Linked DNA regions of Homo sapiens: all the other regions are linked to region 2. Evidence: chromatin contacts called from ENCODE Hi-C or POLR2A ChIA-PET data. All regions are on one chromosome and are shown on one strand. The core of a region is the stretch at or near the end of the contact, and the rest is flanking DNA. Distances in the headings are between cores, read along the strand shown.

Region 1 (2,700 bases), core at 6-2,505, 84 kb after region 2:
TGAACTGTCAAAAGATTGAGGGCAAATCATTTTAGCATTTTTTTTAACTAATGGGAAGAATCACAAACATGTATAATGCCTTGTGAGTCTTAAAGAAATGTAGAAAAAAAGCAACGTTTGTTTCCTTCTTCATGAGGAGTTGTAATTTTAGTTATCTTTTAATTAAATAGGAAGGATTTAAATGAAAAATTTAGAATTCAAAATGGCCCTGGTAAGTTTCATCCTTCCTAGTGTAGTGAACATCTGGAAAGAGAGGAATGCAGTATATAGATTCTATTGTGCAATTATTTTTCCCTGGGACACAAGTGGCATTGATACCTTTACCATGCGATGTCTTAGTTTGTAAATGCAAAATACTTGGTACACACAATAAACACCAGTATACTTAATAGCAAACTAGGTAGCTCTTGTAAGCATATCTCAGAAAAGATTTATGTGTGCTTGTGTGTGTATGTTGAGAGATGCAAATGATTTTTGTTGTGTGTGTTTGTCTAATCCTTAGCCCAACAGACTGTATCTCAAAATATAATGGGATTACAAAAAATAAGTTATCTATAGCATCTTTTAATATGGCACTAAAAATGAAGGGTATTCATAAGCAAAGATATATCTCTTTTCATAATAGTTAAAATAAATGTGTTTGTGTACCAACCCACTGCAACTAATTTCCACAACGCATGTTAAAAGTTTCTTCATTTGAGGCCAAAGTATACTCAGTACTCAGCTTTAGATTTCTGTACGTTTACGTTTTTCTAGTATCTACTTTAAATACTATCAGTTGACTTGTTTATAATACCAAAAAAAGACTAAAATATTATTCTCACACAAAATATCCAGCAAACTGCTTTTTCCTAAACCGTCTAAGTACTTCACAAACCTTCTAAGTACTCCTGAACTAAAGTATATATCCCACAAATTTTATATGTGAAAGTAGCTCCTTAGGATAATAACATTTTTCACACATGAATTTGCATACTAAGTTTAATACACCTGCCCCAGCAAATTCTCTAAAGTGGAAGAAAAATAATTTGACCTACATAGAACTCTACTCACTCCAATGTAGATCTAGGCTAAGGCCAAGTGTCTTATGAGGCCAGTAGTTTTGTTCAATACTGAAAGGAAAAGTCCAATGAGAGATGTGGTATTCTAATTCCCATGCTGAGTATTTCCTCCCCCTGCCGTGCTATTGCTGTGGGGCTCTGAGTTGCCTGTTGTAACCTAAACATGATGTGCTTGGTTTCAATGGATCGGTTCCTGTTGCCATGGGTTCCTGCAATTTGGCATTGCCAAGTACAACTGGGCCTCATTTTTTCCAGGTCTCACCCCCTGAAGCAAGTTCTATTGGAACTGCTTTCTTTTAAAGCATCTTTTTATTTTTATTTTTTTTCAGTGACAGAACATTTGTTTTACTTTAGACACAGTTCCACAAACCTCTTTAGAGGAGGCAAAGTTTGGATGAGAATTATCACTGTTGAATAATAAAAGTATAGGTGACTAGAGTTTTTAACTTGGCTTCAAACATTAGGGTCAAGTATACAAATCATTCTAAGCGCCAGAGGAAGTGTTCAGATATGACTCACTGCTTTGTTGTCCGGAGGTATTTACAGACACTAGATACTATGAATATCTTTAAAAGGGTTATTCTCATCTAACAGCTACTTAATAGTAAATCTATGTCAACCGAATGATGATTCGCTCCAAAGAACCTTTAACAGGTTTATTTATTACATAGTAAAGTCAATAGTCTAGTAACCAGTGTAGTATGGATACTGTAGCAAAGTTGATAGTATTTTGACAGTAATGTATGCAACTTTATTATACCATAAATACTATAGTATAGTAGATGTCTATATTATAATCAACTTGTATATTAAAGTTGATAGTGTTGATAGTATTGAGAGTAAAGTCAAAATAAATATACTTCCTCTTTCTTCTAAACTTTACATTCCATTGCAATGCCATCGAAACTGTATATTTTAAAACAATCTTTGGACATTTCTCAACCAGAGAAAGGTTTTCACAATTGTTTCGGATTGCCAAGGGGACTGGGAAAGGGAGGAGAAAGAAAACCATGGCACTGATAGAAGTATAAATTGTACTGTGCATGTGAAAAAAAGATTCCAGATCAATATACCTGGAATTGTTCTGTCACTTGAGAACTGGAGAATCTATATCAAAATACAATAAACCAACAATTTCTGGCCATTGTTATTAGTAAGTGATAGATCAGTGGTTTTAAATTTAATTGTGTTATGTCCAGCAAACACTAGTCTGAAATAAAGTCTGAACGGTAAAGAGCTCTGTAAATCATTCTCTACTGTAAGGACAGGTGCTAGTCACCATTGCTGTGATATTTTTCAGTCCAGTTACAGATCTACTGTTTGAGATGATCCTTATTGCATTTGTTTTAAAGTCTGCATTAAATACCCAAGTCCTAATTTTCAATTCTGGTTATATATCGTACTCTCTCCTCTTTTCTGTGACATATTTTTCTGAAGCACTTTAAACATACAGCAAGACCTGGAAATTTAAAACTCCCTAGACCAATGGAACATAACTAGTCATTTGTCTGCATTCTCTGTTTAAGTGTAAATAGAAGGACAGATTACTGTTTTCTTTTGCTTAAAGTCTGACATTGCCTAATGAATCTGAATAGCAGAGTTTGTGAGAAAGCCATTGTTAATGACAAGGCAATACAAA
Region 2 (2,700 bases), core at 140-2,639:
AAAGGCCGTGATGAGAGCTCGCTGAAGTAGGCTTGCAGATTTAGTAAACAAAAATTTTTATTTTTTTAAATTTAGCAAATAAACATATGGATACCAAATATTCCATTGGACAGATTAAAAATTATTTGCTTTTTATCTGAACTTCAAATTTAACTGAGCGTCCTGTTTTTATCTGGCAAACCTACAGGGAAGGGAATACTTGGAAGTGGAGGGAGGGTGAATGGAGATAATTTTGGAAGCCTTCCTTTAGAAAGGAATTTCTAAAAATGAATGCTAGGCATAGCGGAGAAGCAGGGAGGAAACACAGCAATGCAAACTGACTTCCCAGTAGCCACTGTAGAGTTCAGGAACTGAAAGAAGCAAAGGGAATGGGGTAAGGAAGAAGAAATGTGGGTATAATGTCGAGAGATGAAGGTTGAGGGAAAAGTAGGTGCCTTATTTTTCAGGTTCGATAAGGAGTTTGTACTGTATCACCAGTGGTGAGATTCCACTAAAAAACTTTAAGCAGCTCATTTTGGCTACAACGTGAAGAATGAACTACAGTCCGGCAGACAGGATGTTGGGAGACCAGCTAGGAGGCTACTGATGGAATTCAGGTGAGTCCACAGAGGCCTGGACAGAGGCAGCGGGAAGAAAGGTGCACTAATCACAAACACCTGAACGTGAGACGGCAGAAAATAAGCAACTGCAAACTTGAATATAGAGGAGGACTGGGAGAGAAGAAAGCAGAAGCACATATTTGGGGAAACAGTGAAGAATGGTAAAAAAAAAAAAAAAAAAAAAAAAAAATTCAAATGTCTTCTGGGAAGTATATAGTATGATAAGGACTAAGAAGTGACTCCTAGATTTAGCCATAAGGAAGTCACCAGCGACCTTTGGCACGGGCAGCCTTAGAGGAATGGCTGAGGCCAATTAGGTCGCAGCTGGTCGAGGAGAAGGTGATGCTGGCCTAAGAACCCGACTGGAGCAGCACAAGTTTCCTACTTCTTCTTTGCCCTTTTAACAGGTGAGGGTCAAGGACAAGAGACGAGTTTGGAGATGCAGCGGCCAGTGCCCCAATCAGTTGGAACAGCGCAGCAAGCGGATCTCTAGGGGCCAATCCCTTCCTAGAGTCCACTTGACTGACAGAGCTGCGCGCCACAGACGGGGCACAGACAGGGAGGTGAATCACGAGGGGGCGGAATTCCAGGGCACTAACCCGGAACCGGTTTGGGACTTGATTCCCATTGTGAGGCCAGGCCTAGGGCGGGCTCTCAGCCAGAATGGCTACACCATTCTAACCAATGGATGAGACTCATCAAATGAGCGGCAGCCATATGAGCCATTGGGGTGGCGGGAGATGGGCGGGCCCAGTTAGTGGGCGGGGGATCAATGAAGCATCTTTTTTCCTACCCCCCTTGGGGCGACCGTGGGGAGGTGCCGCCGGGGTCGCAGGTGAGCGGTTCTATGCTGGAGGAGGCGGCCAGGGAAGCGGCGGCTCCGTGACCAGTGGGTGCCCTCGCAGTGGGTAGGGTCCCGGAGGGGTCAGCGGCAATTGGCGCAACGCTTGCTGCCGGGTTTGGTCCAAGGGCTGCGACGTAGCGGGACTGCACGCTCGGGAGAAGTGCCACGCGCGTCTGTCGCCTGACCGGGGAGGCTGGGGAGGGCCCAGGCCACGGAAACAAGACTGCAGAAGTTTCTGGGCACTCAGTCGGGACTCTCATTTAATACCCAGAGAGAGGAGATCTTCCAGGTTGCCCCGACTCCCACCGGGACTCCTACCAGCAGCAACCTCATCATTGTGGCCGAGGCAGGTGCGCGCCCCTGCTCCCCTGGGTGGCCTTCCGGGAGCCCAGTCTAACTCGATTCTTCCCAGGGGCTCTTTTTGGACGGTCCCAAAGGAGGCAGCGGGAGGGAGGTGAAAGATACTTTGATAACCGTCGACCCATAAGTATACTTGTTATGCACCTACCACGAGTTTTAGAGAAGAACATACTTTTTGGCAGGGAAGTGAATCCCCTATAAGAATATAGGGGAGGGGAAAGCCACACTTTAAAGAGAATTTGGGTAGGGTTTGATATTGTAGATTTGTGATGCTTTTCTTCTTGAACTGCTTAACTAATTTACCCTCAAATTTTTTTGATCCGGAACTTGCCGTCTGGTTTTTCTCAGACTTCTTAATTCTGACTTATCATGAAGTATCTAGGAACTTCATTCTCAAGTTTTAGTGCTTGTAAAAAGTTGCCTGGTTATATTATGCCATTGGCAGTACATCATCTTCACAAGGATTACGTAAGTGAACTACATCTCATTCCTGTTTCCAACTAGTGAAGAACGATTGTGAAATGGGATTTTAGAAAATGGCTGTTCTCTGTGATTGGGCATAGAAGGTTTGTAAGTTTTAGAGACTGCAGCTGTTGAATCCTTTCTGCTAAGAGAGCGATGACAGGCAATAGAAAAGGGATAGTGTTTGACATCTAAAATGACATATTTTCACATTTTATGAGGTGTTATATCCCCAGCACCAAAAATAGTGCCTTTCACACAGTAGGAGCTCAGTAAGTATTTTTTGAGGAAATTATTGGGGAATGAATGGATGGTAGAAAACCCAAGCTTCTGTTACTTGGATACCGGCATATAAAGGAGAGGACAGGAAGACAAACATTTCTGGAAATGGCTTTTATCCAGGTAAGCATATCTACAGAACTTCAACAACTCAAG
Region 3 (2,700 bases), core at 80-2,579, 110 kb before region 2:
TTAGAAGTGCAGGCTCCAGAGTCAGATCCTGGCTCTGTCACTTACCACCTGTATTCCTTGTCCAAATTACTAGACAGCTCTACACCCAGTTTGTCATCTACAAAATTCGGTCACTAATTGTGTCTGCCTCAAGGGATTTATAAAGATTAAATGAGTTACTATATACTAGTCCCTTACAACAGTGTCTGGCACAAAGTAACCACCCAGTAAATGTCAATAATCATCATCATCATCATTATCATCATCATGTTGCTGATTCATGTCGCCTACTCACACAAATTTTTGTCATGTTGACATATTTGCATTGCTTTACATAGCTCTGTATATGCATTTCTTATTATCATTCAGATATTCAATATCAATGTTTAGTCAACTGTGTTTTCTTTCTTGACAACTCAGATTATTTTTAAACAATATTCAAATTAAACTACTTCTTTTTTAATCCTGAAAATCTCTCAGTAGCTGTAATTCTCTAGCAACATGTTTCCATCTGTTGCTTCCCCTCCACCCTTCCACCTTCCTTTTCCACATTTTGTTCAGAAATAACAGAACAGATTAGGCAGCAGTCATCAAGACCCCTGGGTCCTGAAAGAGCTGTGTCCTACTGCACGGTAATTGCTGAGGACCACAAACACACTGACTGACTCAAGCCAACACAAAGCCTTCCTCCAGACATTATTCATTCATGCTAGATCTGTGTCACCACCATTGGGGTAGAGTTGGGTAGAAGAAAGAAAGGTTAGAGCCTTCTTCCTCTATACTATTTTCTGTTTTCTCTTGCTCCCAGGTTAAGTTATGGTTGTGCTAAAAAGGCCAAGCAGGACCAGAAAGGCACCTGTAGGAAAGGTGTGAACACACCTTAAGTATTAACATCTTTAATAATTAAGAAGGAGGGAAGTCCTTCTTAAGTCATCCACAAGTTGTCCAGCCAAGTGCCGGCAGTCTAGAGATCACTTAGTAATATAGGAAGAAGGCTCTTGCCTTCCTCCATGGGTAAGACCAAGGGGACAGATCTCACACGTTCCCTGTTGTAGACCACCTTCCAGGTATGTGGGACTGCAAAATTCCCTCCCAACCAGCCCAGAACTGCTTCCAGAGTGTGCTCACTTCATTGGTCTTCACTAGGTCCAGAGCAACTATTTATACAAGATGGACAGAGCTTGGATGTGCTGACAATGTCATCCACCCATGTGAATGTAAAACCCTTTGTGATACATGACAGAGCCCAGGGTATGCAAAGAATGGAGCAGGCCGCAGGCCTCAGCCAGAGGGTAGGGGCCATACATCCAGTGCTGCCACATTCCAGCATAGAACCCAGAGGAACTAAGGATTCCTAAATTCAAACTTGGTCTTTCAGCCATTGTGAAGCTAGGAACAAGGTAGGAGGATAGAATGTAATTTACATAGCACTCTGTTAGTTTAGTTAATAACTCTTTTAATATTTACGTTGTAAGTCCCCATTTGTACTCATGTGCCACATCATATTAACATGAGCATTTGCCTGCATCATGCTGTACATTCACTATTCCTTAAGAACCAAGGGTGGCCTAAAAGATCAGAAACCTAAAAGCATTTGGGTCATGAACCAGGACAATTTATCCTAACTAATAGTACAGAAACCAGTAGAGATAAGCACTTTAAAATGCCTAGATGATTCAAATACCTTTGTAACTCAGCACCTAGCATAGTGACTTGTCAAATGAAAAATGAAGAAATGAATGAACTCTGACTTTCCCAAAGGCTCAGACAACTTGAGAAACTTGAATATAGCCTTCCATTTGGCAGCAGCATTGCTGGTAATATGTGCAAGTGTCTTTGTGCCTGAGGAGCAATGAAGCTGATAAACAATAACAATAGCTTTGAAATTTGCGTAAAATGCATATAGAAAGAACTATTTTCTGCTTTTTAACAACACATTGAGGTACTCACATGTGTAAACCAGGAATGCTACACTTAGAAATAAGTGTCACTTATGTTTAACTCCTTGATTACATATTCAAATAAATGTACAGTTTTATTTGAATGTGTAATCCTATGTGAATGGGAGCATTCAAACAAACTCATTTGGTTCATTTATTTAGATCTCTGATGGCTCATTCTAGTAAAATGTATGTACTTTCCCCATTTTTCTTTTCAAACCATTAACTCAAAGAAACATAATTTAAAACATTTTGTTAAAATGGCTTTAAGGATGGTGGGTTTTTTTTTTCTTTCTTTCTGGTGCTGCTCCATTGAACTGCAATGCATAGAAATGAATGCATTGCTACAAAAATGAATATACATTATGTACAACCTCAACAACATTCTACTGAGTAAAATGTCCTCATGTATAACAATGAATTGTTTTATGTATAAAGAAAAAATATTGGTTCCACCAGAACTAAAGAGAAAAGAAATGCTGCTCTGCCTCCCCGACCACTTCAACTATTGTGGATTGCAGGATTGGTTGGGGGGAGATGGAAAACAGGTCTTTATCATTATATAAATGTTTAGCAGGTGATGGGGGAAAAAACAGTTCCAGGAAATTAGAAGAATATTTTTGTGTGTGAGTTATGTGGGCTTTTCCAATCTTGTAAGTGTGCTCCACAGCCACTGATCTGGGGAGTGATGGGATTGCAGCTGAATTTCCAAAAGGTTAATCTTGGAGCCGTGTGTAAAAGGGCAAAGGAGAAAGAATAACTGGGAGAAAGGGAAATAAAT

The links. A loop is a pair of places that touch in the nucleus more often than their neighbours do. ChIA-PET counts read pairs that join two places held with the same protein, here RNA polymerase II (POLR2A). Pooled maps may share reads with other maps.
Region 1: a loop to region 2 is called in a map of endothelial cell of umbilical vein, with 5 times the contacts of the local background. The contact joins the enhancer-like site here to the promoter of MSANTD4 in region 2. A Hi-C loop is called at or near these places in 3 of 168 maps with a recorded cell type or tissue (PC-3, dorsolateral prefrontal cortex and endothelial cell of umbilical vein) and 6 of 50 pooled maps. POLR2A ChIA-PET finds 5 or more read pairs at or near these places in 1 of 52 experiments (activated T-cell).
Region 3: a loop to region 2 is called in a pooled map, with 2.2 times the contacts of the local background. The contact joins the promoter of LINC02719 here to the promoter of MSANTD4 in region 2. A Hi-C loop is called at or near these places in 2 of 50 pooled maps.

What each region holds. Positions count from the first base shown.
Region 1 is chr11:105,936,451-105,939,150 of GRCh38, reverse strand. All of the region lies in intron 14 of GRIA4 (glutamate ionotropic receptor AMPA type subunit 4), which reads right to left. Among named protein-coding and RNA genes, the nearest start is that of MSANTD4, 84 kb to the left of the region's middle. Within about 2 kb of position 1,255, at least 5 of the 41 ENCODE cell types and tissues checked have a DNase peak (open chromatin) inside an H3K27ac peak, as active enhancers do; they include dorsolateral prefrontal cortex and endothelial cell of umbilical vein, where a contact is called at or near this core.
Region 2 is chr11:106,020,929-106,023,628 of GRCh38, reverse strand. It overlaps MSANTD4 (Myb/SANT DNA binding domain containing 4 with coiled-coils), which reads left to right and starts at 1,389. Exons shown (of 3, transcript NM_032424.3): 1 at 1,389-2,667. RefSeq lists enhancers at 848-917, 1,748-1,867 and a silencer at 1,308-1,417.
Region 3 is chr11:106,130,745-106,133,444 of GRCh38, reverse strand. LINC02719 (long intergenic non-protein coding RNA 2719) reads left to right here and starts at 1,329. Exons shown (of 3, transcript NR_135099.1): 1 at 1,329-1,379.